7 separate regions of the Mus musculus genome follow, and all the other regions are linked to region 1. The links are chromatin loops, found by intact Hi-C in ENCODE. Cell type or tissue: gastrocnemius. All regions are shown on one strand. Region 1 has its middle 33 kb from the start of Gm22434. Region 2 overlaps Kifap3 (kinesin-associated protein 3). Region 3 overlaps Kifap3 (kinesin-associated protein 3). Region 4 overlaps Kifap3 (kinesin-associated protein 3). Region 5 has its middle 54 kb from the start of Gm20471. Region 6 overlaps Gm32333 (a long non-coding RNA gene). Region 7 holds the start of Gorab (golgin, RAB6-interacting).

The links. Hi-C counts contacts between places; a loop is a spot of excess contacts. Peaks named below come from ENCODE experiments on the same cell type or tissue, not always from the same donor. Only the 100,000 strongest peaks of a DNase experiment are listed, where the experiment ranks them.
Region 2: a loop joins it to region 1, with 2.5 times the contacts of the local background. A loop is called at or near these places in 8 of 42 quality-filtered maps.
Region 3: a loop joins it to region 1, with 9 times the contacts of the local background. A loop is called at or near these places in 24 of 42 quality-filtered maps.
Region 4: it touches region 1 in a loop (4-fold over the local background); 15 of 42 quality-filtered maps call a loop at or near these places.
Region 5: a loop joins it to region 1, with 2.8 times the contacts of the local background. A loop is called at or near these places in 2 of 42 quality-filtered maps.
Region 6: a loop joins it to region 1, with 2.3 times the contacts of the local background. A loop is called at or near these places in 2 of 42 quality-filtered maps.
Region 7: a loop joins it to region 1, with 2.2 times the contacts of the local background. A loop is called at or near these places in 4 of 42 quality-filtered maps.

The regions. Positions count from the first base shown.
Region 1 is chr1:163,148,958-163,152,957 of GRCm38, reverse strand. No RefSeq gene overlaps it. Among named protein-coding and RNA genes, the nearest start is that of Gm22434, 33 kb to the right of the region's middle. In gastrocnemius, a CTCF peak has its summit at 2,322; a DNase peak (open chromatin) is centred at 2,303; H3K4me3 peaks cover 430 bases; H3K27ac peaks cover 213 bases.
Region 2 is chr1:163,819,926-163,823,925 of GRCm38, reverse strand. All of the region lies in intron 8 of Kifap3 (kinesin-associated protein 3), which reads right to left. Among named protein-coding and RNA genes, the nearest start is that of Kifap3, 42 kb to the right of the region's middle. In gastrocnemius, no CTCF peak of the experiment used is centred here; a DNase peak (open chromatin) is centred at 2,372.
Region 3 is chr1:163,908,279-163,912,278 of GRCm38, reverse strand. The region is part of intron 19 of Kifap3 (kinesin-associated protein 3); the gene reads right to left. Among named protein-coding and RNA genes, the nearest start is that of Scyl3, 19 kb to the left of the region's middle. In gastrocnemius, a CTCF peak has its summit at 1,735 (motif pointing right); a DNase peak (open chromatin) is centred at 1,374.
Region 4 is chr1:163,832,593-163,836,592 of GRCm38, reverse strand. All of the region lies in intron 10 of Kifap3 (kinesin-associated protein 3), which reads right to left. Among named protein-coding and RNA genes, the nearest start is that of Kifap3, 55 kb to the right of the region's middle. In gastrocnemius, a CTCF peak has its summit at 2,341 (motif pointing left); no DNase peak of the experiment used is centred here.
Region 5 is chr1:163,224,079-163,228,078 of GRCm38, reverse strand. No RefSeq gene overlaps it. Among named protein-coding and RNA genes, the nearest start is that of Gm20471, 54 kb to the left of the region's middle. In gastrocnemius, no CTCF peak of the experiment used is centred here; a DNase peak (open chromatin) is centred at 1,637; H3K27ac peaks cover 2,147 bases.
Region 6 is chr1:163,597,619-163,601,618 of GRCm38, reverse strand. The region is part of intron 1 of Gm32333 (a long non-coding RNA gene); the gene reads left to right. Among named protein-coding and RNA genes, the nearest start is that of Gm32333, 18 kb to the left of the region's middle. In gastrocnemius, no CTCF peak of the experiment used is centred here; DNase peaks (open chromatin) are centred at 930 and 1,542.
Region 7 is chr1:163,401,859-163,405,858 of GRCm38, reverse strand. It overlaps Gorab (golgin, RAB6-interacting), which reads left to right and starts at 2,190. Exons shown (of 5, transcript NM_178883.6): 1 at 2,190-2,336. The coding sequence starts at 2,276. Gm24940 (a small nuclear RNA gene) reads right to left here and starts at 3,576; the gene lies at 3,457-3,576. In gastrocnemius, no CTCF peak of the experiment used is centred here; DNase peaks (open chromatin) are centred at 1,900 and 2,180; H3K4me3 peaks cover 2,072 bases; H3K27ac peaks cover 1,479 bases.

The DNA.
Region 1 (4,000 bases):
TTTACAAGCACCCATGGAAAGTATCAGCTGCAACATCCCAGTCCTCAACAATGAAGGAAATACTCGGGTGTTTATGGAATGAGCTGTCAAGGAGGGGGGGGGCGTCAAATTTCTAAAATAGATCACTCAATTTTCTTGCCCTTGCTAGCTTACCCCATGGTTTAAAAAATTAACAAACCATACTCCAATCTTTTTTTTAATTATTTATTTATTTTGGTCAATCTCATCTCTCTACAGATTTTTTTTTCTTCATTAAAATTGTCTACAGTTTTTTTTATAGCCATGGAAACCTATAGATGGCTGGAGTTTATGATTTTTCTGTTTCATTTTATTACAGATATACAAAGACTGCCTTTTAAAAGTTTGCGATGGAAGGTGTATGTGTGTGTTTCCCTGTTTTTAATAAGTGTGTTTCCCCACTTAAATAAAGTCTTGGTATATTGACAAGTCAAGATGAACAAAAATTCATAAATTCTAGTTAGTCACTAGATCACTCATTCTATGCTGAAGTATTTTTTCTGAAGAGAAAGTAATAAAGATTTTGAAAACACATGTTTCTGACATTTCCAACAATGCTGGATGAAATGCAACTGGGAAAAGTTACCCTATAGTTTCATGAAAGCAAATTATCAGCGCTCTAGAAGTTACTTGGCCTTAAATTAATAAATTTGTGTTTGCACAAATCTGCATGCTTATATTCAAGGAGTGGAGAGGTGAATGGATTTATATTTTTCCAAGAAAGGCAGTTAAGCTCCTATGGGAAACACAAGTAACGTAAAGGGAATAGTTAATGCCTTGTCCAAAGTGTCGGCAGGAAAATTAACTGCTATAGTGTATACAAAGGGCATAGACGCGTACTTGGTGAGTTCCTTGTCAGTTTCGGCTGTTACTGCACGCACAGACAGACGCACTGCCACGACTCAGATCCTCAGGGAGCTACGACATGGCTGCTTGAAGTGCCCCATTTCCTCAATGATAAAATGGACAGAGTAATTCTGCTTACTCTGTAGAACTGCTACAAGAATCCAGTATGATCAGAAGAGAGTCTAGCACATGCTAAATTCTCACAGACGTAACATAATTTAACGGTATTTTAGGAAACCTTCAGTCATTATGCAGTTGTTAACGTTTATGAGTTTGGACATGATATATAATTCATTTATACATTGTATAATAATCAGAGTCCAATTAGTTTGTAGAATCTATCTAGAATTTCTTCGTAGAGAGAAGATCCTAAGTGTCCTTTGCTATTTTGAAGTTCATCATACCTCACTGCTAATTTACAGCTATCAAGTCTTGTGGTAAAACACCAGAATTTAAGCTGTCTCACTAACTTTGTATTCATTGACTGAGCTGGTCCCTCTTCGCTCCCGTTCCCATCCTTCCCAGCCTCTGCCAACCAACCTTCAGTCCGTTACTTTAATAAAATCACCTTTAATTTATATTCCAAATGTGAGATCGTGTCCTGTTTGTCCTTCTGCTTCTGGTCTATCTCATTTAACAATATTGAGTAAGTTTGTCCATGTTTTACAAACAAAGGAATTCTACTCCTTTGTGGCTGGATAGCGTTCCATTGTGTATGTATACCATGTTTTAAAATTTATTCATCTATTGATAGACACTTAAGTTGCGTTCACATCTTGCCCATTGACTGTACCTTTGGTTACACAGTTCAGTAATGAAATTGCTGAATTGTAGACTTCCTTTTTAACTATTAGCTTGTGAAAATAGCAGCACAGATTGAGATTATTAATACTGGGACACATACATACATACATACATACATACACATATATGATTAGATATTTTAAGTAAGGGAAAAGATAGGATCTCATTTTTTCTATCTCTGCCTCCCTTCTTCTCTCCTTCTCTCCCCCCCTCTCTAGCTCTGTATAAAAAGTAGGAAATGCAGATTCTGGAAGCGCCACCGCCTCAATGCATGTAAATTAATTAATTGGTTCATGAATTCAGGTGGTATGGATTACAGTTCAGTGCTAACTAACAAAAATGAGGCTGAAATAAAGACCTTTCCCCTCGCCTGACTGGGACAAAGTTTATTATTTTTTATCAGTTACTAAAGTAGTGACCTACTATGGAATTGCTCAACCACTGTATACCCTTCTCAGAAACAATGTTCTCTGAAAAGAGATGTCTAAACCGCTAGAGCATGTCCCATTATGGGAAAAACAGGTGTGACTAAAGGTGAAGGCACCTGAAACTAAATCCAGACCAAGAGCTGTGTAGCTAAGGCAGCACAGCTGTGCAACTTCCAAAAGGATTTGTGGGATAACACTGCCACCCCTTGGACAGAAAAAAACCCAGGGAGTTCGTAGCTTCCTTTATTATGGTACTCGTATGCCCCCTCTGGTAGATGCAGTGTTTGAGAGCATATAAAGAATTAAAAAAGGAAAACATCTCTGCTATTTAGCGAGCCGATAAAAATGCCACCCTACTTCCCAGCTCTTTGAAAGTTTGTGTTTGAAAACCCTTTTCTTCCCGGACCTTAAAGGATCCTTGTTCTATTGCGCCCTCTGCCCACTAGAGCCTTCAAGCTCCCGTGGAAGAATGAAAGTCGCCATCATTTTACTATGTTCGATTTAATTCTCAACTGGATTGTTATCACAGCATGGCAGTAATTATTTACAATACAATTTTATAAATGTATATACATCGTTATGAGGTCCAATGTGATTCGTTGACTCATATATACATCATTTTAGTGATTAAATCAGGATAATTTGCACACGTAGCTAACATTATCATCTGTTTGTGATGAGAATGTTAAAATCCTCTATCGATCTACTTTGGAATATGCAGTACCTTGCTGTTAGCAATGATCACTATATTGTACAGCAGTGCCAGATTGAGGGCAATTAGTATTGTAATGTTGTCTTTTATGAGATCAACTTTTTCTACCCCACATGTGTGGTTCCTCTGGAAAATGGTACTTAATAGAGAAGACGCCTTAAGAACTGGAAATAGTTCAGTGTTCCACGAGATGGCACTTGGCTGCTAACTGATGAATTACACTAAAGGTAAGGGACCTGGTGCTATCCCCCATTGCTAGCAAACAAGTGACAGTTAATTTTGGCTGGGCTTCAGGCTGGAGAGACAGTCTAGAATTGCCTGCCAGCATTATTGAGACCCCAGACATGCATACTGTGAGGTTGTAAGTCAGAAAATCAAAAAAAAAAAAAAAAAAAACAGTAAAGGGTTGAAAGAAATAAGTATACAAACTGTCTTCTAAACATGCATGTCTCTACCCATAGATAGAAGAAGAGATTAAAAAATGGCCCAAGTGCTGAGCTTGTGTGCAGTCAGTCCTAGAGGAGACACATCTATATCACTGCCCCCTAACACACACACACACACACACACACACACACACACATACACACACACACATACACATAAGGCTCAGGAATGAGATACATTGATATCAACACCCCCCCATACACCCACATATCTAAGGCGCAGGGATCATTGTAGAAAACGCAGTAGCAAGAGCCAGAGGATGGAGAGTAGAGCTATGCAATGCTGTCTGCCAGACTCTGCATGGCTGCCTCACTCATAAACTCACACCAGCTAGTGCACGAGACCTGCACAAGATCAAGCCAGTCACAACTCCAGCAAAGAAGAGGGAGGGGCACACATGGGTAAGAGTGTCTAGGGAATGCATCCCTACCTTTGGAGCTTTTGGCTGACAGCTGCTGAAGCAGGAAGCTTTAAACTTCTTTGGGAGAAAGGCTGCTGCTAGGTTGTCCCTGCCTCTGTGGACAGTCTCACACCCATGTCCATATGGGCAGCAATAACTGGACTCAGTGGGTTGCTAAAGAACAAAGACATGAGGTTGGGAGGGAGATGTGTTGTGGGGTACTGAGGGAGGTAGTAGGGGTGGACATGGTCAACTTGCATTGTATACATGTATGGAATCTTCAAAGAATATTTATCTAATAAGAGAAGAATACTTATTTTAAAGAGGCTGGTTAAAACACAATGA
Region 2 (4,000 bases), 670 kb before region 1:
ATTCAACAAAAATAAATAATTCTAAAATATTTATAAGCAAATGTAGCACAAACATCTTATAGACAGGAAAACTAGCTGTACATAACTTAAGTAACTTGCCCTATCTACATGGCTAGGAGGCAGCAGAACTAAATAAAAACACATGCCCAGCAGAGTCTCAAGCTCAGTTATTTATCCTGCTGCATCATGTTGAGAGCTTCCATGAAATATGATAATGCAAGAAGATGTTTAAGCTGTTTTGAGAGCACACAGAAGCCTTCTGTGTATAGCCAAAGGTGATGAAGTGAGTTGAACAGTGCCTACCTAAAATTTAACAGGACCTTAGCATTAGGCTTTACTTGGAAATATAGTCTTTGCAACTGTAGTAGATAAGATAATGCAGTAATCGATTAGGGGAGAGTCTTAATCTAGTAATTGAAGCCTTGGCTGAAATGCAAGCAGAGCTGGGAGTGATTTGTAACAAACAAGCCAAGAAGTATTAGACAGCCTGAGAGATACCAAGATGACAAACAAGTTGTAATTATTCTCTAGAGCCAACAGAAGAAACATGATCATGATATCACTTTAATTTTTGCCTTCTAGGCTTCAGAACTGTGTGAGAATTATTTAAAGAGAGCCATTTTGAGCAACTTCATTAGAGATTTGTTTTATTAAAAACAAACAAAAGATTAAAATACACAAACTAAGGTTTTCACAATACTAGACATCAAACAATGAATTGTAGTAATCTCTGAGAGTTAAGAAACAATGGAAATAAGGCTCCTGTGACTGCCTCGAAGGCTCCTGTGACTGCCCAGAAGGCTGTCCAGGCCCAGTATCCACATTACCACACAAGGAAGAACCCAGGCAGAACCTGACAAATCTCCAAGCAACGGAGATGGACTGAAGGTCTGCCGGAAGCAAAATCACCCAGAAGAGCACTGGACAGCTCTACAGAGAGAACTCTGGAGTTCTATAAATTCCCTTGTATATGGAGTAGGGTACAGCTGGGCACAAGTATATTTAGGAGTCAACTGAGCCCAGGGACAGAACAACAACAAGCAAGGATTAGAAGAGAAATCACATGGTGCTGTACAAGTAACTAGAAATAGCTCACACTGGAAATCCTGTAATCTATAGGTAATTGAGGAATTTTCAAAGTGTCTTGCCTTAGTAGTAGTAAGGAAATTTAGACTAAATTCTACTTATAGTCACAAATCAAGATCAAGACCTAAAAAGCTCAAAATCTTTCCAGGTTGCTAAACTATTTCCCAAAACTCAAAAATATTTATTAACTTTTTAATTAATTGAGTACTCGGTTATTTCGTTTTTATGCTTGGGTGTGTGCCTGCTTGTCTATATGCTTACCACATATATGCAGTGCTCAGAGAGGCTAGAAGAGAGCACTGGATCTCTCAAAACTGGACTTAGAGGTAGATGTGACCTACCTATTGTGTGTGTTGAAACTGAACACTAGTCCTCTTGTAAGAGCAATGAGTACTCAAAATTGTTGAGTCATCTCTCCAGCATCCCATAATAAAAGATCATTTATATGAATAAAGAATAACGTACACTTCAAACCATCTGGCAGACAATCAAAGATTATCAAGCCATTTAAAGGCATAGGGGATACAACCCAAAAGCAGGGGAAGTTAGGGAGACATGTGGGGGACCGAAAAATAAAAATAAAAAATCCTAAGAGTTCTTAACAATGAAATGGAATATAAACACACTGCCGGGAACTTAGAGAAGAAAAGGCTAGTGAATGTGAAGACAAAAGTCATAAACCATCTGAAATTAAACACAGAAGGGGACATATCAATGACACGAAAATCTGTGGAAAATCCCTACTTATCTGGAACAAAATGATTGCTGTGTAAATAACCTATGAGTTAAAAAAAGGGAAATGGAAATTAACCTTAACCAAATAAAATTATAAATAAAAAAAAACCATGAAACTATGTGGGTTGCAGTCAGAGGGAACATTTGTGTTCTAAACTAAATTCTTAGACAAATGACCTCAGCTTCCATCTTAAAACAACAAAACAGAGCAAGTTAAACTCTAATAAAAAATTCAAAAACTGACCAGCTTGTGTTGCAGGCTTTAGATGACTGCATTGAAAGCGACTATTTTAATCTGATGTCAGTGTATCTGATGCACAATGCAACTGACTAGAAACATGTACAATTGTGTATCTAAAGTTTACATGTTATAAAATATTAACAGAGTTAAAGAACATGTAAAATTCATACATGCAAAGTAGCCAAGAGCTATTGCTCTGCACAATGCATTTGCAGCAAGCAGCTATGGCTAAAGGAGAGACAGTAACCCTAGCTTCGGCCAGCTAGAAGCCACCTTGAGCTAGCAGCACAGCAGGTCAGCACGTGCCCTGCTTCTCGCTGGCCATGGGCCAGGATGAACAGCCTGAGCTAATTCTGAAGCCACAAGAGAGGTGGTCCTGTGTGACAAAGTGAGACGACTCATACCATGTAAACCTTTAAAGATTGAAAAGCATTAGATATCTGCAAGCCTGTACTCAGTTACTTATTTTTCAAAATAGTTTTATTTTTATTGCTCTTTTTGTAAAGCCTTCTAGCTAAGTTTGTGTATTACTGGTAGTTGTGTTTTTGTCAAGTCTTATAAGTAAACTGTTAACAGTCTACACAAGTACAGCTTCTGACAAAGAAACCTGAACATTTTGAGATGCTAGGATATTTCCCACAAGACAAGCAGAATGGACCCTATGTAAACCCAACCCAAGAGCCATCTCTTCTATATTCCACTGGTTAAATTGAGCCTGAAAGGCTTAGCAGCACTAGCTCCATCTGTCACTTTCCTTCTTCCCCCAGTGCGGGTCCAACCCAGATCAACCAGGATTGTGGGACAATGAAGAACAAACCGCCAGATGGTTAATCATCAACGTCTTCAGAAAATATTTATTTTATGTGTATGAGTACACTGTAGCTGTCTTTAGACGCACCAGAAGAGGGCATTAGATCCCATTATAGATGGTTGTGAACTACCATGTGGTTGCTGGGAATTGAACTTAGGACCTCTGGAAGAGCAAGCAGCCAGTACTCTTAACCACTGGGCCATCTCTCCAGCCAACAGAATATCCAAGATACAATTTGTAAAACATATGAAACTCAAGAAGGAAGACTAACGTGTGGATACAGACGTTCAGAACTAAAATAGTCATATTGGGCACCCCATCACTAGAAAAACTGAACCAAGAAGATAATAATTCTAAGGCGAGCCTAGACTTTATGATGAGATGTTTCTCAAACCTACAAGGCAAAATTGCTTGTGCCAGCCCTTCCAAAAGTGACTAAATGCCAAGAGATTATGAAAAATGGTTCTCTTGCATAGGTACCCAGCACTAACAAAATGTGCTCTAGCCTTGGCCATTATTTGTATTTTGTATATTATATTTGTTTCAGACATGGAAATGTTGTATATCAATACTGAGGTGCTAAAACATGAAGTGGAGAAATATTAGAAGTCTGGTAGAAATGATGACATTCTGAAGAGATACAAGCAGACTCCTGAAACAATGCACCCTTGAAGAAATGGGAATTTCTTCAGGAATCTCATTCTGAGAGAAGGAAAAGGCACCAGGCAGAGGGGAAATCTGTCTCCCTGGAAGAGAATTCATACAGTTTTAACAACTTGTCAGACCACTTACAGGATGAGACTGAGACCCAGACAAGAATGGGTCAATAGTGGGCGGGACCACATCTTGACCTGAACTGCTTAGAGGCACATCTCCTTGACCTTCTATTTGAATTGATTTTTCTTCCGAATTCCAAAAACATACTTGAGGGTTTCTCTGTATCTCTTTGATCTGCTTCCCCATGTGACCACATTGAGTAAGCTCTTTTTAATTCTGCTTTATTCTTAAAATTATTTAAAACCTTTTCTATAATCGTTATGCTGTCTACCAACAAAAACTACACAAAAATGATGGGTAGACAAAGTGCCAAACAGACATGCACATATATGGAGGAGTGACTTTCTGGC
Region 3 (4,000 bases), 760 kb before region 1:
GGGGGAAACAAAATCTGAGAAGCACGGGTGACGCTGGACATGCAGCATAGTGCAGGGAAATGGCAGCCACACGAAGCCTCGGCACACCCAGGTTCCGGGCCACAGGGGACATTCCTGGGGAAAGGGAAGTCAGGCACCTACCTCGGCTGCTTGAGGCTTACTTAGTGCACACTTGCAAAGCACTTTGAAATCCTTGGATGGACAGTGCTGCGTAAGTAAAAAGCATGGTCGTTATCGCACTATGGTTAGAGCAGAGCAACCAAGTCTTTTTCTTCCTTTAAACTATAAGTCATCAATACAAGTACAAACACGTAATACATTCATTAGGGGACGTTAGCATGAAAGAGAACTTTTGATCCATTTCTTTCATAAGCTCATAGGCTCCAAGATCTGAAAATAGTTTGAAACAATCTTGTTTGTACTTCAACTCACAACACTGTTGACAGAGCTCATTCGGACTTTGTCTGAACTCCTAGACATACGGTGCTTGGGACTCCAAGAAGGCAGTTTCCATGTATGGATATGTCAGACTGCTGGAAAGTTCTTTATCCTACTCTTCTGAAACCCTACCCAAGTAACTGTTTGCAATCATGCACAAAGGCTAACCCTTCTTCTCATCACAACCTTGTTAATTCAATCATCAGGACACAATCTCCAATCTCTGCTTCGTATGTTTCTTGAAATAACTTTGATTTTCATTATTTCCTTAAAATGAAGAATCTTAGGTATCTATGATACTTTTGATGTGGTCTGAGACCACTACAGCAGCGGAGAGATAGCAGACACAGGGAGCCCATCTCTTGATTTTATTAATGTAACGTATGTGCACTAATAATGTACGTAATAAGCCTGTAACGTGAACAAAGAGTACCAGTGTATGGATGGATGGGTCTGGAGAGAAAGGTAGGATTGCATAGGTTAAGAGAGATGCAGAAAGCACAGAGGCCTGAGCAAGTCACAGCAGCAGCTGGAGAACAGTGCCCAGTGTGCTCTGATCTGAGCAGGCAACGGGACTTCAGGTTTAAATGACAGGTGGACTAGATGTAAAACTCTTCCTATGACACTGAGAACTGCACGAACTTGGAGAACTCAGTAGCTTTAAAGAAACTATTCTGTGCTTTAAAAAGATATCTGCGGTAGAAAAGGGTGCTGGGTGAGCTCAAACACATGGAAAGCATTTACCAGGGAACCTGTCTGCCCAACACCAATGCCTGGAGCCCCGTAAACAACAGTCAGCAGACTGTTACAGTTCACAACAAAGGGTGTGTGTGTGTGTGTGTGTGTGTGTTCGCACGTGTGCGTGCACACAGATGTGCGCAGTGCAGAGGAGTGCGGGCACACCTGTAGAGGTCAGAAAACTACTGTGGGAATAATGTTCCTCTTTCTTTCCATCTGTGGTCCTGAGACTGGACTGAGCTTGCCAGGCTTGGCCGCAAGTGCCGGCAGCCATGGGGCACCTTGTTGGCCTATTTTTGCTAGCTTTTGAAATGAAACTTTAGATACAAACTTTACTAGATTAGAACTGAGAGCTGAAAGTTTTAATAACTGCAGATAACCTGAATGAAAGAACCTTCCCCATGAGTACAGGAAATACTGCATGAAATAGCTAATGGTGGAGGCATTTCATGGGACTGGTCAGGAAGCCAGTTACCTTAACAGTAAGAATTTAAATCCACACAAATAAGTGACCTAACAAGGTCTTACAACTGGCATCTATATGTAATTTACAGATGAGCCACTAGATGGCGAGCTTGTCTTACCACTGCACCAGAATGTGCTACTAAGTTTTAAAACAAAACTAATTCCTCCTTAGAATAGGGAACAAAATACCCATGGAAGGAGTTACAGAGACAAAGTTTGGAGCTGAGACAAAAGGATGGACCATCCAGAGACTGCCCCACCCGGAGATCCATCCCATAACCAGCCACCAAACCCAGACACTATTGCATATGCCAGCAAGATTTTGCTGAAAGGACCATGATATAGCTGTCTCTTGTGAGGCTATGCCGGGGCCTAGCAAACACAGAAGTGGATGCTCACAGTCAGCTATTGGATGGAGCACAGGGCCCCCAATGGAGGAGCTAGAGAAAGTACCCAAGGAGCTGAAGGGGTCTGCAACTCTATAGGTGGAATAACAATATGAACTAATTTGTACCTCCTGGAGCTCGTGTCTCTAGCTGCATATGTAGCAGAAGATGGCCTAGTCGGCCATCACTGGGAAGAGAGGCCCCTAGGTCTTGCAAACTTTATATGCCCTAGTACAGGGGAATTCCAGGGCCAAGAAGCAGGAGTGGGTGGGTAGGAGAGCAGAGCAGGGGGAGGGTACAGGGGACTTTCGGGATAGCCTTTGAAATGTAAATGAAGAAACTATCTAATAAAAAATTGAAAAACAAAAACAAAAACTAATTGAATGTAAACTGTATTTAACACTAACGTTTTCAATTTTGTAAGTGTGAAATAATCTAATTCACACAAAATAGGCATCACCTGCGGTACACTCCGTGACTGTGGGGCTTAAGCCGATATACACTCTGTGACTGTGGGGCTTAAGTCGACTGTCCTCGGCACTGACTTTTTTTTTCTTTCCCTGCTAGTGTATCACTACGCAGTTCTGGCTTACCTGGAACTCACTATGTAGATCAGGCTGGCCTCAAACTCACAGAGATTCGACTACCTCTGAGCCTCCCAACTGCTGTAATTAAAAGTGTGAGCCACTATGCCTAGCTTGCTTGCAACTGAAAATTTAACTGGCATATTTAGTACTATTTTTACAGCATAGTTTGAAAATCATAATGGAACCAACATCAAAAACATATTTTTTATAAGTTTAATGGTAATATACATATATTTTTATATATTTTTAAGGCATTTTTGTTTTGAAATTGAATCATTATATCGTTGAGAAAATAAACTTCAAGAGTATAATTATGCAGTCTCTTAATGAGCCTGGCATGTGCACACACACACACACATACACACACACACAAGTTAGCTGTAATTTACAGTTACTTTTGTGTATTGTATATACGTAATTATATTTTGCCTTTTATTATTAATAAAGCATAAATAATACTTGGGAGGTTTCTTTGTTTCCTTTGTATATATCTGTGTATGCCATGTGTATGCAGGTGCCTTCTGAGACCAGAAGAAAGCGTTGCTTTCTCCAGAGCTGGAGTTAGACCCAGTTGTGACCCGCTTGACATGGGTGCTGGAAACTGACCCAAGTCCTTTGGAGGAGGAGAAATTGCTCTTAGTCACTTAGCCAGCTTTCCAGCCCCATAAATAATATTTTAAAATGAAATCTCACTTTTTCAAAAATAAAGGGAAAATTATATAAGTATTGGGAGGCTGTATTTAAGTCATTAATCTGGCATTCATTAGACGTTTTTGTTAATGGCACCTCCCAGCTGTAAGGGGAAAACACTGTGGGGCAGATTCATTCAGTAGTGCCTAGCTGATGCTTCAGATAAAAACTACTTCACACCAATGGAGGGGGTGTGTAAAGAATGTCTTTCATTTATTCCAGTCGGTAATGAAATCCCACTTCACTGGCTCTTCTCTAATCTCAATTAATACTTGTCTTCATCCACGTTCCGCGGTGTCTTGAGCAGATTCACAAGGAAGATAAGAACACCTCTAACCAAACAGTGACGTGCCCACACCCGGGAGCCCGGCGGCACGCACACAGTGCAGGAAGGCGCAAACAAAGGGACTTATCGACCTGTCTTCTTATCAGCAATTGAGAGAGAATTAGATGCTTTTTTTCACTAGGCCAGAGTAATGGCTAACACTTGTCTGGGTAAGAGTGGACTGTCAATCATGAAGGAAATCACAAGCATTTCCATACATGGAAGTGGTTTCTGAATTTCTGTCTTTTTTTTTTTTCCCAAATCTGCACACCAAGAGCCCTTCCTTATTAGCCTCATCTTACTAGAAATTCTTTCTATTCTTATTTATCTGTTCTGGACATTCAAGGAAAATACTTACACACTTTGTATTG
Region 4 (4,000 bases), 680 kb before region 1:
TAACAACTGCAATACCAGAAACTCAAGAATACCCGAAATGCAGTTTCTGTGAGCAAAGCAAAGCAGGACAGTCAAGGAAAACAGGTTTGCTCATTCAGGGTTGCAAGTCCCCTGCGGGAGGCTGAAGACCACCATTACCAGGATGAAAACCTTGGGGAATTTATTTGGAATTCAATTTTAAAAAATATCCAATTCAAATAAGCTCAGTTGTCAGTTTGCAAAATCTCAGGAGATGGAGCTAACACATCATCATAGGGGAGGGCACTCACTGCTCTCCATACGCTGCTGGTACAAAGGAAATGGCTTAGCAGGGGAAGGAAACAACATTCAAGAAAAATACACTGTGCCTTGAAGCCATTCAGAAAGTGTACATTCTTGAGCATACTAATAATATCTATAGCTTTAAACTATGAATTATCTTCAGATTTGTAAACTTGAATGAAAGACAATGATAGGTATTCACACACAGCAGAGCCCGCACGGAGAACCACAGACCACTCAGACCACAAGGTAACTAAAAGCCAGATAAAAAGCCTGGAATTTAGTTACTGTCCTAAAAACATGGGATTAAAATCCCAGTTCCTCTAGGAACAAGATTATCAACCAGTAGCCACCTTTATGGTTAAGAACCTCCCAAACACCCCTGAGGAGCTGGGAGCCAACAGACTACCATCCAAATGAGGACCATTTTCTATGCTAGTGAGAAATCCCACCTTCAGCTGCTGGCCGCAGGCGCAGAAGAAACCATCCTGTGGGAACTATGCTACTCCCATTGAAACTTGTCTGCATGACCTCACAGGACCAGAAATGAGACAATGACCAGCAAAACGACACCCTGTCTGAGACTGCTCACTTACGTATACCTCTTCCCATCCCCTAATTCTTTCTTCCTGAATATGTACTTGGGGCCACGGAACCCTTTTATATATGTCCTTTACGACGTGCTCCACCGATTACATCTCCTCTTGTGGCTTTTCACCATTTACCTCTCTTTAAGTCAGTTAACGTTACATCCTGAAGTCAGGGCTCTTGCCTAAAGCTCCAGTAACAGTCTTAAGTACAGTCACCTTAGTTTATGCTTTAATCATATCACTACTTTAACTTACATAAAAAATTTAGAAAATATATCTGTAATTGATTCTAAGAGACTTCTTGCAAACTGAAAATCTATATCCCCACAAAAATCAGATATTGAAACCTAATCTTCCGTGTGAAGATGTGTCAGCTTGGAGCTTTTGGGAGGTGAATATATCATTAGGAGAGTGCCATGTCTGTTATGAAAGATAACACGATTATAGAGCAAAATGTGGGTAAAGTCTCCAGTAGCAGGCTTCCCACTTACACTCTCTGGTCAGGCACATACTCATGTGAGAACCCACTTCCCAGAGTGAAGGAAACCAGATAAGAGATCACAGCACTTGGTTTCAGGGTAATAATTACAGATACACTGAGGAAAGCAAGAAGGAAGGTGCCTGGGTCTCAGTTTCTCTAAACACAAGCAACAAGCATCCAAAGAAACATCTACTTGGGTGAGAAAGGGAATTCACTCCATAATGCAAGAACCTATACCTTGTGAACCCATAGTCAAACAGTACTGAACAGAGAGCTCCAGGGCAGGTATCACCAGGACAGCGGACTTGCCCTCTGGACTACGTATGGCCGGACAGTCAAGTGATACCTCCTCAGTTAACAGGACATGGAGAAAGACTCTGCTTTCTAGATGGCAGAAGAGTAAATTAAGCACAGATCAGTGATAATGAAATTCAGCAGCAGTGGATCCAGGCTAGTATCTATAGACAGACCCTCTAGACCGGCCTGTTGGTATACTGATACCTAAGACAGAACTGTATCCTTGCTAACATGACCTGCAGCTGGCTGCAGGAGTCTTAGGTGGGTCTCGGTCACATTATGGACTCAACAAGATCTAGGCTCTAGGTGCAATATGGCATTATGCTGTGGGTGTTCAGGACACTGCCAGCCCTATACGCGCTCTAGACCCAGGCAGCATAAATAAGAGAACCAAGTCTACTTGGGAGAAGAAATGAGCAGGTACCAAACTGTTACTTCAGAATTTGATCCTCCCATGGTGAGGTAAGTACCAAGTAAAATCCTATGAGCCTGAACACAGGAAATTAATAAAGATGAACACTGTCTCTTGGCTCCAATAAAGGCTTGAAGTGGCAAACTATTCTTTTTAGGTATTCATAAACTCCATCTTAAACAATATATCAAGTTTGCATTTAGGCCAAGTTGGCTTTGGGCTTCTACAGCAGAAGCATTGAAGATAAGTAAATCAGGTAGGGATACATTGCAAACTCATACTTAGGGTACCATCTAGTGGTGATACAGCAATAGTGACCACAGGCTCACAAGAAAATAAGAATCCTGATTTAGAAATCCTGGAAGAAATGGACAAATGACAAGAGAATGGATTTCATCTAATTGCTAAAAGCATAGGTGTCCATTCGATTCCAATAAACATCAGTAAATTTTATAGACCTGCTATCTCACCACAAGCACAAAACAGGGCCAGAAACTGAGCAATGTTTATGAACTCATGGACAACTTAAAATTGTTACTCTGAGAACTCAAATTCAGGTGAACACACAGGAAGAAGTCAATAAGCTCTTACTTATCAGGCAAAGAAGAAAGAAGGAAACCAAACAAACCCCTGTGCTGGGAAGCATGCTAAATGACAGGAAAATGTGACAGAGGGCGACAGCAAAACACATCAGGGTTCAAAGGCAGGCCACTTGAAAACAGAGCCACAGGAGCCACGAAAGGATTGAGAAGAGGAACTGACTGAGCAACTGTTGGAGTTATTAGACCTGAACAGACTGGAGAAGCCAAAGCAGTAGAAAGTTTATTCAAAGATGGTAACAGAAAACCTCTAAATGTAGAAATAAATTAAACAGCTACATATACAAAGGCCAAAGATTACAAGTGAAAATTCACAAATTCATAAGGTTATAACATAAAACATGTATGCAAGCTTCAAAAGTTAAAGACAGGATTCTTAAGAAGCAAGATTTAAAAAAAAAAAACAAAAACAACTAATTTTCAAAGGTATCCCAGTGATCTGACAGTGGGCACACAACAAGGCCCTCAGAGACAAAGCGAGGGTGGGCCGTGTGATGCTCTTAAGGTACTGGAGGAAAGAAAACCTGACAAAAATAACATCTCTGAGAGCATGCTAGGAGCTAGGAAATAGTTAAAAGGGGTAAAATGGAATATCAAAAAATTCAAAATGCAGGGAGAGTTGGAATATAAGCACACTATTTTATTTGAAGGCAAGAAAGGAACTACAAAGGAAAGAGCCAAAATCCTTTAACAAGTCATATAATGGCTCCAGGTCATCCTGACACGAATAATGACATTAAATTCAAACCAAGTAAACTCTCCAAGTAAAAGACAGAGTGACAATGAAATTTATTACTTTATGTGTAGGAATATTTTATCTGCATGTGTATATTCATCCACGCATGTATAAAGGTCAGAAATGGGTATCAGATCCCCCGGGACTGGACTTACACATGGTTGTGAGCCACTTGCTGAGCCAACTCTCTAGCCAAGACAATGGATTATTTTTAGAGTCCCAATTAAGGCTTACACAATCGTTCACTTGTCACTAAGCCTGACAGTCTGATTTCAATTGCTGGGTCCTACATGGCGGAAGGTGAGAACTAGCACCCGTCAAGTGTCTTCTGATCACCATATGCACCTGTGTGGAATGTACCTGCATACCCTACCACATATGCATGTGAGTGCACACATACAGACATGCTGAAATACATGTAATGAAATAGAAAGGTTAGAAATGGGTATTTCACACAAATGGATTCTAAAAAGCAGTTATCATCTACACTTACATCAGAAGAAGCAATTTTTTCACTTTACATCCTGATTGTAGGCCCTCCTCCCTGTATCCCCCAGTCCCTACCCCTCTCCCCGAGAAGAAGTAATTTTAATCAAAAGTAGTAAAAAGAAACACAGAGAGTCA
Region 5 (4,000 bases), 75 kb before region 1:
ATCATTAAGCTTCATGGAATTTAAAATATTGCTATTATCTCATTCTTTTAGACATTGGAAGGAACATGTTCTAGGTTCTCAGCTAGAGCCATAGGATATTGGGTTTATGATACCAAATGCATGTCTCCAAAACACTTTAGATTTTCCTCTCTAAATATACATACTTTACAGAATTGTGAGAGCAAAGCCAGGTAGACAATATGAAGTCCTATACTCACATTAACACTTATTGTTTTGATTACTGGGAACCCAAGGTTCATTGGAATCCTATTCCAACCCAGAAGATCTTATCATCAGTTGTAGAATGAAGGCCTTCGCAAGATAAGTTAAAACTAGACCAATGGTATCACAGGCCTGTTATTCCAACACTTGGGAAGCTTGAGACAGGAGGGTCTGGAGTGTAAGACCATCTTTGGCTCTGAGTTGCCTTCATGGCCAAGCTGATCTATAAGAAGCCCTGCCTCAAGAATTGAAACTGGACAGTAAATATATGCACATGAATACTGAAAGAGTTACTATGGAAACTTGTTAGGAATAGTAAGATAAAGAGACTGAACTGGGATAGACAAAGGCAATCTTTGATCATTACTCATGAAATTGCCGAATGAAGTTGGTACAGAGAGATCTTCAAAACAAGTCAGATATACACAGTGCAGCACAAAGAAAAGATTCTGGGAAGAGGCACTGAGAGCAGGCTTACTCAGGGATATATTTAATACATCTTGTTCCCATTTTTCCCAAATAAAGATCTAAAATGGTGGCAAAGAAAATCACATGCAGCCATTGCTTTCGTCTTTCCCAACTACCTTTCAATGATAGCTCTTTTTCTCTCTTTTCCATCTTATCTCAGACACTGAGCTAAGGATGATTTTGCCCTTCAGGAAATACTTGACAATGCATTAAGACATTTTTGGTTGTCATAATTACAGTTATATGGGTCTCTACTTCATTTTGTAGCTGTCATGTGTCACACACAGCCAAGGAATCCCAGGTAGTATAGTGCTCATGATGGAAAGTAGAAAGGATCTGGGACTGTGAACAGTTTCTTCCTCGGGCTTGAGGATGAATCATTTCTGATGCCTATGTGATGTGGAAGCCTAAGGGTTCTTTGGAAAGTCAGCTGGATAGTGTTTTGCTGGGGCAAACACTTGAAAGAGTGTTTTTCTGAAGTGAACACAGGTGGAAGACTAAGGGAGACTCATGAAGGAATGTTAGGCTGAAGGAGACACAGGAGAAAGGATGTTCTGCTAAAGCAAGCATGTGAAAGGACACGTGATGGCTTCTTTGGTAACAACATGCATGAATTGGTCTGCCTCATTTTGCGTAATTGAGCTGCATTTGTCTAGACTCCTTAGAAATAAACACACCAAAAAGCTTCTGGTGGTGTGATACAGTTTCTTGCTGCTTCTCTGGACTCAGGCTGATTGACAGAGTGATATCATTGAGACAGGTGTGCACGCTTGGGTAAGACCGGAGGAGGACATGTGATGTTTGGAGGGTATAAATAGGACTCATTGGACAGTGACTGGGACTGAGCTTGGCTTGCTTATAGAGTGAGCTATGCAATGCTTATGGGTGTTGAGTTTTCTTTGATCTTCACTTACCTGACAAGAGGCACAGCCAAGAACTTCTGGCGTTCCTCCCAGTCCTTCCTGCTGACTCAAGCCAAGGCTGAGGCCTGGCCATCTCTTTTAGGTCATGTCACCACTATTTCTAACCCTACTTTATGGAACTGGACTGATGGTGTATCTGTGAAGTGTTTGCAAATAGATCGAGTTGCTGATGCTAACCTGTGAACTGAACTGCCAATTTCCAGACAACACAGACAGGAGTTGCTCCAAAGAACATTTCCAAAGAGGTCCACTTCCCCTGTATCCTTTCTTTCATACTACATCTAGTGGGTGTTGGACTAAAGGAGAGGTTAAAGCATTTAAGAACCATTATTAAAAATAAGGTTACAGAAAATTAAAGTTATATCTATAGATGCACATGGGTAAACTGGAGTCACAATCTGGCTGTAAATATGTGTCTCTGGCAGGCTCAGGGACAAGGAAGAAATAAATGTGTAAATGTGTGTGTGTGTGTGTGTGTGTGTGTGTATGTGTATATATATATATATATATATATATATATATATATATATATATATATATATATATATGTCACTATACTTCATTATAATTCTTCCTTTTTCCACTGCCCTTTTCTGTGTGCCTGGATTATTCTCTGCTTTCATGTAACAAGTATTCTATTATTTTCTTTCCCCAACTTCTTAATATCTCATCTTTGCTTCTCCTTCATGAGCATTCCCCCGTCTCTGTCTCCTCTTTCTTTTAAAAATTTTATTGTATATATCTACCATACGACCTATCTGTATGACTTGATTATTTGCCCAGAGGACCCCAAGTCAATGTATTGCAGACATATGAGGTTCACCAATTTATCTGAGTATTGTGCCCACATAGTTATAGGCTTAACAAGTATTTTGGTTGAAAAATGATGGTTTATTGAAGCCAAAAATCCTGAGAAAAAAAGGGGGGGACATTTTAATATAAACAGAACTGTCCATTCTAATAAGAAACATACTTAGTAAATATGTGAGCCATCAAATAGTACATCAAATTTGTTATAATGCTGTTCGTATGAAATCAGCTTACATGTCCATCAACAGAGAATAGAAAGAATGTAATATACATAAAACAATGAAAAATTTAAAGCTGTTATCTTAGGGTTCTATTGCTGAGATCAAATACTATGACTGAAAGTAACTTGAGGAGGAGAGAGTTTATTTCTTCCCGAAGTTTGCTGTCAGTTCATCATCTATGGAATTCAGGGCAGGAGCCTGGAGGCAGGACCTGAAGCAGAGGCATAGAAGAACTGGTTACTGATTTGCTCACCAAGGCTTGCTCCACTTGTTTTCTTGTGCATACCAGGACTACCTGCCCAAAGGTGAAACCACGCATAATAGGCTGGGCCTTCACATTTATATCCACGCACAGGAAGCAGAGAGAAGAAGCAGGAAACAGAGTGAGTCTATCATGTCTCAAGACTCACCCAACCCCAGCAATATACTTCTCTAACAAGCTATACTTCCTAGCGGTTCCATGACTTCACCAAAAGCAATCTAGCAGACACCGAGTGCTGAAATTCATGAGCATACAGGGGCCATTTCTCATTCAAACCATACTAGAAATTAAAAATAAATTAAAATCTAATTTGATATAGGTTGAGTTTGGACTTGAAAGTGATCAAATAGAATAAATAAGATTACCTCATTTGTTTGGGTAGAAATATTTATTTTAAAAGCTGGGCGTGGTGGCGCACACCTTTAATCCCAGCACTTGGGAGGCAGAGGCAGGCCGATTTCTGAGTTCGAGGCCAGCCTGGTCTACAGAGTGAGTTCCAGGACAACAAGGGCTACACAGAGAAACCCTGTCTCAAAAAACAAAACAAAACAAAAAAAAGAAATATTTATTTTAAATTAAAATTTCATGCTATTATTTTATGTGTTTGGGCATTTCGCCTGAATGCTGTATGTATGTATGTATGTATGTATGTATGTATGTATGTATGTGTCATGTGTGTACCTGGTGCCTTCAGAGGTCAGAAGAGAGCACTGCATCCCCCAGGACTGGAGTAACAGATGGTTGTGAGTGAGCCACCATGTGGATTCCGGGAATCAAACACATGTCCTCGGGAAGAGCAAGAAATGCTCTTAATGGCTGAGCCAATTCTCCTGCCCAGAGATAACATTACACTTACTCACTAATTCTCATTGTTCTCTTGATTCTCCAGTATAATTTGTGCATCATGTTAGATCATACAGGTTGAATCATCCCAGATATTCTGGTTGTTTACACGATGACATTCTCCTACTTAAGTAACCTCTAAAATCAGACACAATGCTTTGTCCTTCAAACCTCTATATCCTCCTTAACTGCCATTCAAACCATCCTCAGAGATTTCCGATGAGAGTACAAACATTGTGTTCTTGTGAGCT
Region 6 (4,000 bases), 450 kb before region 1:
CCTCTTCCACACATGCATGACACCTATATCACTCCAACCTCTGCTATTATAGAAAGAATCCACTTGTTTCTCAAGTTCTAGCCAACGACTACCTTCTCCATAAGTACCGTCCCATCTACTGGCTTGATGGTGCCATTCTTTCTCTAAAGTTCTAAAGTAATTTACACTGGTGTGTGTGTGTGTGTGTGGGGGTGCATTCTGCAATGCATAGAGCCTTTGGTGTGCATCTACTCTCCCAGCACTGTACTGGTTTTGTTTGTTTGTGCTGAAATCATATCTTCCAGTACTTAGCACAATGTCTGGCACATTTTATGCCCAGACACTGTTTAAAGAATAAGCAGTCTGAAAAACCAGGTCACAAAACCACACGCAAACCTGACTGCTTTCCATCTTGAGTATAAGCAGCTAAAACAAAAGCTGTAGTAGCAGTTGACATGTGTCAATGTTGTGGTGATGTCACATACTGTCAGTCACCGGGGCAACATACAACTAGGGTGTGCCTCTGTTTATTTCACTGATGCAGGGTTCTAGGCAGAGAGGTTATAATTTGCTTACATGGCATGATATGGTAACCAAAAGAGCCAGGATTCAAACTCAGGCAGTCTGTCTCCAGAGCTCTCACTTTTAATTTCTTTACAAACATTTCACCCCCTTTAGCCTTGCCCTGTGTATTCCAAATAAATGAAGTCTCATGTGGGTACCTCTTTGCCAGTTAATGAAAATATTCATTCCCTCTCTTTTTTAAAAGACCACATGTGTTGCAGTTACCAGCAGTGATTGGGGCTTTGGCCATCCTCAAAAAGAGAGCCACAGTGTCTGCTTGATAAAAGCCATAATTTTCCTGACCTGCCCTGGGCTGGCTCCCTCAAAGAAAATGCAGGCAGACACTTGGCAACTAGGTTCTCCCAGACTCACAAGCACACGGCTATGTTAGTGTTGGCAGTGGGGGACGGTTTGCTTCCTCCCTGCTTCATGAACTGTCACATCAACCTCTTTGATCCTCCCAGGGTCTCACGCATGCCAAAATCATTACTCCGTATTATTACTCTGTTTCAGATAATTGCCAGAGAAAATGCTAAGGTCAGTAATGACCAAGGTAGGGAAGTCGCTCTGTGCACAGTATACTATGCACATATTACAGACTCAGGAAGGCTCCAGGGTGGAGGCTCTGCTTATTTTTGTTGTACCAAAGCCATGAAACAGAGGGAAAAGGCAAGAACAGAAATGGATACATCTGGAACAAGAGCCAGGCATGATTTACTCACATTTTTACCTGACCTGAAATTGCTTATTTAGAAAAAAGAAACATTATAAAGTCTCAGGAAAATGTCATGAATCAGAGCCAGCGTGATTTCACATTGGGGCTCTATAAACTGCTGATCTTTTTTAAGGCAAAGAAACTGTCCAGGAAAAACCAAAGGAGCCAAAGGTAGCCCTTGCCACCATGCCCATCACTATAGTAACAGTTTCACAGCTTGCTACTTCTGATGCCAGCACAGGAGCCCCAGACACTGAAGGCTGCATAGGAAGGAAACCTGCTGGTTCAAGAGTGGCGTCCTTCCCACTAGTGGGGGTAGGGGGTGCCTATCTGAGAAAGCAACAGACAATGACAGCAGACTTTAGATGCTCAGGGTCACTGTAAAAATCTCTTTGGGATAACCACATATTATATCCCTGAAATAGACAACTATGAAAACCAGAGAAGAAGAAGGAAAATAAAAACTTGATTAAAGCCTTCCATCCTGCTGTCATGGTTCCCATACTGCATGTGTTCATAGCTCTTTTCAAGTAATATGCAAAGTTTTGAAGTAATTAGATAATAAGTGTTATTCTTTTTTTGGATTGGCGAAACAGTGTGACTTTTAATTTTTTTTTCCTTTTTTAAAATTAGGTATTTTCTTCATTTACATTTCCAATGCTATCCCAAAAGTCCCCCGTCCCCTCCCCCCCACAATCCCCCCACACTCCCACTTCTTGGCCCTGGTGTTCCCATGTACTTAGGCATATAAAGTTTACAAGACCAATGGGCCTCTCTTTCCAATGATGGCTGACTAGGCTCTTGAGTGTGCCCTGGCTCGCCAGCAAGAACGACGCTGCAACAGGATCCTTCTGCACATGTTTATTGGGAGAGCTTGATTGCAGAGGCGAAGAGACCCCAAGTCCAGAACTGGTGCTTATATAGGCCTAGGAGAGGCGTGTCTCACACCCGGATTGGTTGTGCATGGGTTATGCTTACCACCTCATTTGCATGCCTACATCTGATTGGTTAACTTCTCTCTCATCTGATTGGTTAATTTTGGTTAATTCTCAAAAACCTCATCTTGGCAGAAAAAACTTTACTGCCTATGTATGCGTGGTGGCCAGTGGTGGCCAGCACCACCCTGCAACGGCACATGTGGCTTCCCACACTAGGCCATCTTCTGATACATATGCAGCTACAGACACGATCTCCCAGGGGTACTGGTTAATTCATATTGTTGTTCCACCTATAGGGTTGCAGATCCCTTTAGCTCCTTGGGTACTTTCTCTAGCTCCTCCATTGGGGGCCCTGTGATCCATTCAATAGCTGACTGTGAGTATCTACTTCTGTGTTTGCTAGGCCCCGGCATAGCCTCACAAGAGACAGCTATATCAGGGTCCTTTCAGCAAAATCTTGCTAATGTATGCAATGGTGTCAGCGTTTGGAGGCTGATTCATCTGGAATAACAAAAAACCTAGGATAGCAAAAAGTCTTCTCAAGGATAAAAGAACCTCTGGGGGAATCACCATGCCTGACCTAAAGCTGTACTACAGAGCAATAGTGATAAAAACTGCATGGTACTGGTATAGCGACCGACAAGTAGAGCAATGGAATAGAATTGAAGACCCAGAAATGAACCCACACACCTATGGTCACTTGATCTTCGACAAGGGAGCTAAAACCATCCAGTGGAAAAAAGACAGCATTTTCAACAAATGGTGCTGGCACAACTGGCGGTTATCATGTAGAAGAATGTGAATTGATCCATTCCTATCTCCTTGTACTAAGGTCAAATCTAAGTGGATCAAGGAACTCCACATAAAACCAGAGACACTGAAACTTATAGAGGAGAAAGTGGGGAAAAGCCTCAAAGATATGGGCACAGGGGAAAAATTCTGAATAGAACAGCAATGGCTTGTGCTGTAAGGTCGAGAATCGACAAATGGGATCTCATAAAATTGCCTTAAGTGTTATTCTTATAGCTACCACCTGGACCATCTTTTTTTTAATTAACTAAACTTTAGACTTTGTTTGATTTCCATTATTTTAATAGCCTTACTCTATTCCAGAACTCAACCCAGAGTAGCACATTACATTTGCTTGTTATGTTTTCCCATTTTTGTTTTTTTGTTTCTGGTTAGGCGGCAATTTATCAGCCTCACATCTCCATTTTCCTACACATAAAACAGCCTCAGATAGTGTTGTCAAGGAAGCCCTCTAGGCTGAGTTCATCTGATGTCTTTCTGTAATTATACTGAGGTTATAGACTTAGTAGAGGACCACAGAGACAAAAACCCTTCTCATCACACCATATGGAGGCATTTCGTACCTACATCACATTGCTAAGTGAACAGAGCCTCTGCTTGGTTGATAGAAAGCGTGTATGTATTTTATTCATCTGTGGTACAAAGCTGCAGCTTTCTCTTTACTTACTCTATCAGTAGGGGAACAAGTCAGTAAGACTGATGCATTTTCTAGATGGATATAGAGAGTAATCAAGTTTTCTAAAATTCTCAAATTTCTTAAATTCTTAAAAGACTAGACTCTTCTTTCCCTGTGAGTTTTATTCTGTCTTTTATTTGTGTTCTATGTGTTCTTATAAACTTTATAGCTTTGCTCATAATAAAATGTTATGATTTATAATGTTGGTGAAATTGTCCCAATTTAACCTAATGGGGGGTTCATTTCTTGATCACTTTGTCCTTTTGGGGGGGGTGCACAAGATGACCTGTTTGTCTCAGTTCTGTACTGCCTCAGTCC
Region 7 (4,000 bases), 250 kb before region 1:
AGCCAGGCAGCTCCATTTTATAAATATGCTAGAAACACAATTAGATTTTTAAAAATATCATCTATCTATCTATCTATCTATCTATCTATCTATCTATCTATCTATCTATCTAAATTGTACTGGGTCTCACATTGCAGCCAGGCTGATCTGTAATTCACTGTGTAACTCAGACTGGCTTCAAACTCATGCTGTAGCCTCTTGAGTGCTGGAACTATAGGGATGAGACACCACATCTGAGTCCAGATGAAACACCAACCATCTAATGGAGAATCAACTGGAGAATATATTACAATCCAAATTGTCATAGATGATACCTTCTCATAAACACATGAACATGCTGAATTATATATAAAACTTTTATTTAAACACAAAAATGTTCATCATGGAACTTAAAAGAATATAAAAAGAGAATACTACAAAAGCTAACTACTCAAGTTTGAGTTTCTTACATATAATTGAAAACAAACTAGTAAAGAGCCTGAAAAGAAGAGAATATATAAAGATTAGAAAAACACAGCCTACTGCTCTGGAGAATAAGGAAGCCTTTTGTGTGTGAGAAAACAGTAAATACCCTTTGTGTATATGGTGGTAGGATCCAAATTTACTACACAAATGGGGAAAATTTCCCCTTAAATATAGTTAGTATAATGTGAGTGAGACTTCCAGCAAAACTCTCAACTGAGATACTCTCTCAACTCAGAACCAAGAACTCCCACAGAGCAAAGACTTCTGGAGCTTAGTTCCCACCAGTATCTCCTACAGCATTTGACAAAAGTGAACTCCTTGAGGAAGGGCCAACAGAACAACAAATAGGAGATTTGGAATGTTGCAAGGGGGAAAGTATAATTTTATACAGATGTATTTTATTGGCTTTTATTATCTCTTGCTGGTGCCTTGATTTGCATTCACAAGCAAGGCAAAACCTTTTAAAATACCATAATTACTGACTCTATTAAGATTAGTGATAAATCTTGTCTTATAGAAAATGTATAAATAAAATGTAACAGAAAGCACACAAGTAGGTTTAAAATTGTTGTTGAGTCACTAGTAAATGGTTATTGTGTGCAGAGGGCAAGCTGAATCCACTACCAGATTGTGACTAATACATTCTATTCTGGAGTTAATGTATATCTGTTTACACATTTAGTCTATGTTCAAAACTTGAACGAAACTAATCCTTTTGGATGGTATTTTGCCTTTCAAATATATTGAAAATAAACTCATCTTTAAGATAAGCATGTGTGGCATCCTTGAATTTTGGAAAACCTGTTACATTTCAAAGTTCAAAGATTACAAGAAAGATGTCAAACTTTTTTCTGATACTTATATAACTGAACTGCTCATTTCAATTGCTGGTGTCATATTTTATTTTCCAGTATACTCCTTTACTTCAACTTGATTAAAAATATTGACTCTCGAGTCGAAAATTAATATTCTTTAAAAAAATTTTCAATGTAGCCAATGTAATGTTTTCAGTTGTTTTTAGTAAAAATAATGAAAAAAAGAAATGGTTTAAAAAACGCTGACCTACACATACATGGACAAGCTTTGCATCTTCTAATTTTCTAAACTCTGCTTAAAACGGAGAAATGGAAGCTCAAGAAGATAGCTTTAGACAAAAGAAAAAAAAATCACCATTTAGGACTTGAGTGTGGTGTGTTGAGGGACTTCTATAGGCAGGAGGAGACCAGCAAAATATCTTGGCATAAGGATTAGGTTCTTAGACTCATTCATCATAGAAACAAGAAATCGAAATCTGCTAGATGTTATTGTCTAGAAGTGAACTGGCCAATGCTTAAATCTCAACCCTACACCCTGTTTCTCCATGACTTAGAACCTACAAGCCAAGGATGCTCCGGTACCGCCCACCTCCCAGGCAATACAGGCTCCGCCCAGCTAGTCAGGCAGTTCCGACCTGTAGGCCTCCTCTGTCACTGCCGCTCTACCTGTTTTCCTCAACCCTTCCTCATATTCCCATAACCCCCACTTCCCCCCAAAGATATAAAGCAAGAAGAACTGGAACGTGTAGCAGAGGCCTGTGAGTGGAAGCGAAGGCCGTGCTTTTGTAGTCCACCGAGTCAGGCTTTCAGGCATCGCTCGGGGCAGCCCCACAGGTACCGGGTCCCTGAATGCAGAGGGAGGCCTAGCGCCACAGTTCGGCACGCTGATTGGCTGTTCGCCGCGCCACTGAAGGAACCCGGATGTGCCTGTGGAGCTGTGTTGGCAGTCTGCGCGCGGAGATTTGGGCACTCTTTGGGTGCCCAGGGCTAGGCGGATGGCTCAGGATTGGGCGGGCTTCTCTGAGGAAGAGCTGAGGAGACTAAAGCAGAATAAAGGTAAGGTGTACTTGCGCGCGGGTGTGGAGTCTCGAGTCTGAAGGACAGGAGGCCGTCTTAGTGGGCGAGGGGGCGTGGGGGCTGGAACTCCAAGTTGGGGGACAGGGGTGGTGGGATTCCCTAGGTGTCTTTGCTGCAGAGGCCAGAGGGACGGCCCAGGGGTTTCTCTTTTAGCATCTGTTTTCTGATGATTTGATGTTTTCCTGTAAAAAGGAATGAGGTTAGGAAGAGAAAGCGAAGCCACCACCTGAATGGCCCCTAAGGGAGGCTTTTAACCCAAACCAATGGTTGTAAACTTGGGTTCAGGGTGAATGAAGACTAATACTGCATATACAGCATCATAATTGTGAACTTATAAAACCAGATATTTGGGAAAGGTGTCATGAGAGTGAATCAACGCAGAAGAAGTGGTATTTATGATCCATCCGCATTGCCTTTACTTCTGGCTACCAGATGAGTTTGCATTTCTTTCCAGTTCTTGGGAGTCAGCAAACTAAAAGGACTTTTCGAGAGGTTAGATTTGAAGTGCGTGTGTGTATTTGTGTGTACATGCACAGTGCACTTACATGTCTGTCTCTTCTGCCTTCAGGGACAGTGGAAATCTGCTGCCCCGGATGGGGCGGGGGGCTTTCTGGAATAATTATAGATCACTGTATGGGCTTGCGATAACGCTGCTTCTGATTTATTAAGTTTTCCAGTACTTGGTAGGAAAGGATGTAAAATGCTCTTGACCTGTGATTGCAATTTCACAAAAATGTCTGTGGTAGGCTTGGAAATGCCCATCACTTCTGTGAGAACTTTGTGCCACTCTTGGCAACATTTTAAAAAGTACCTTAAGGATAAAATTAAATTCTTCCATGTCTATAGTTTGTGAGATATCTGGATATGTCTTGGGTACTTGGAATATTTAGCCTAGATATGTGAATTATCTAGGACTGACAGGTGCAGAAGGAAGTAAATTACTAACATGGGGTCAATGTGGGGAAGACTGGACTGGCTGATCTTTCTTAGTACTGTCATGGAATTATCATGTCAGATGTGTTCCAACTGATTCTGTCCAGCTGGCTGTTTTCAGGTTCTTTCCTTCTGTAACTCATTCTCCATTCATATACCTATATGTACAAATGCAGGCACCTAGATCTGATCTGACTCAGTTCTCAGTATTTGAATCAGGTGTGTTGTCTGGTCCAGGGGCCTCTTCCGTCCTTGTCATGGGGAATGCTAACCTGCCATGAAGCACAACGTCTGCCTTAGAGATGTCAAAAGTAGCAGGACATCTTTGCCCTTAGAGACCTTGTAGATTCATGAGACAGACAGTACAATAAGGTGGTAGCCATAGAGCAAGTTCACGCTGAGGATTTAATGGACACTGGGGACATTTCATGGAGGTTGAATCTTGGCTTTAGCTTGATTTGACAAAGGTTTAATGTAGGACTCCAATATGTTTGTTATCTAAAAAGTATATTTTAACTGTTTAATTTGGATTTGGTTAGAAGGTGATGAGAACCTAAACTTTAAGGCCCGTCACTTGGTCATGAAACGCTAGACTGTGGGTATAAAATCACTCATCTATGACATCTGTAAGAACAGAAGTATCTTCCAGTTTTTATGTAGCCATAGTGGAACACAGTGATCAGAACAAAAATACCAAGTCTCCTTGGTTT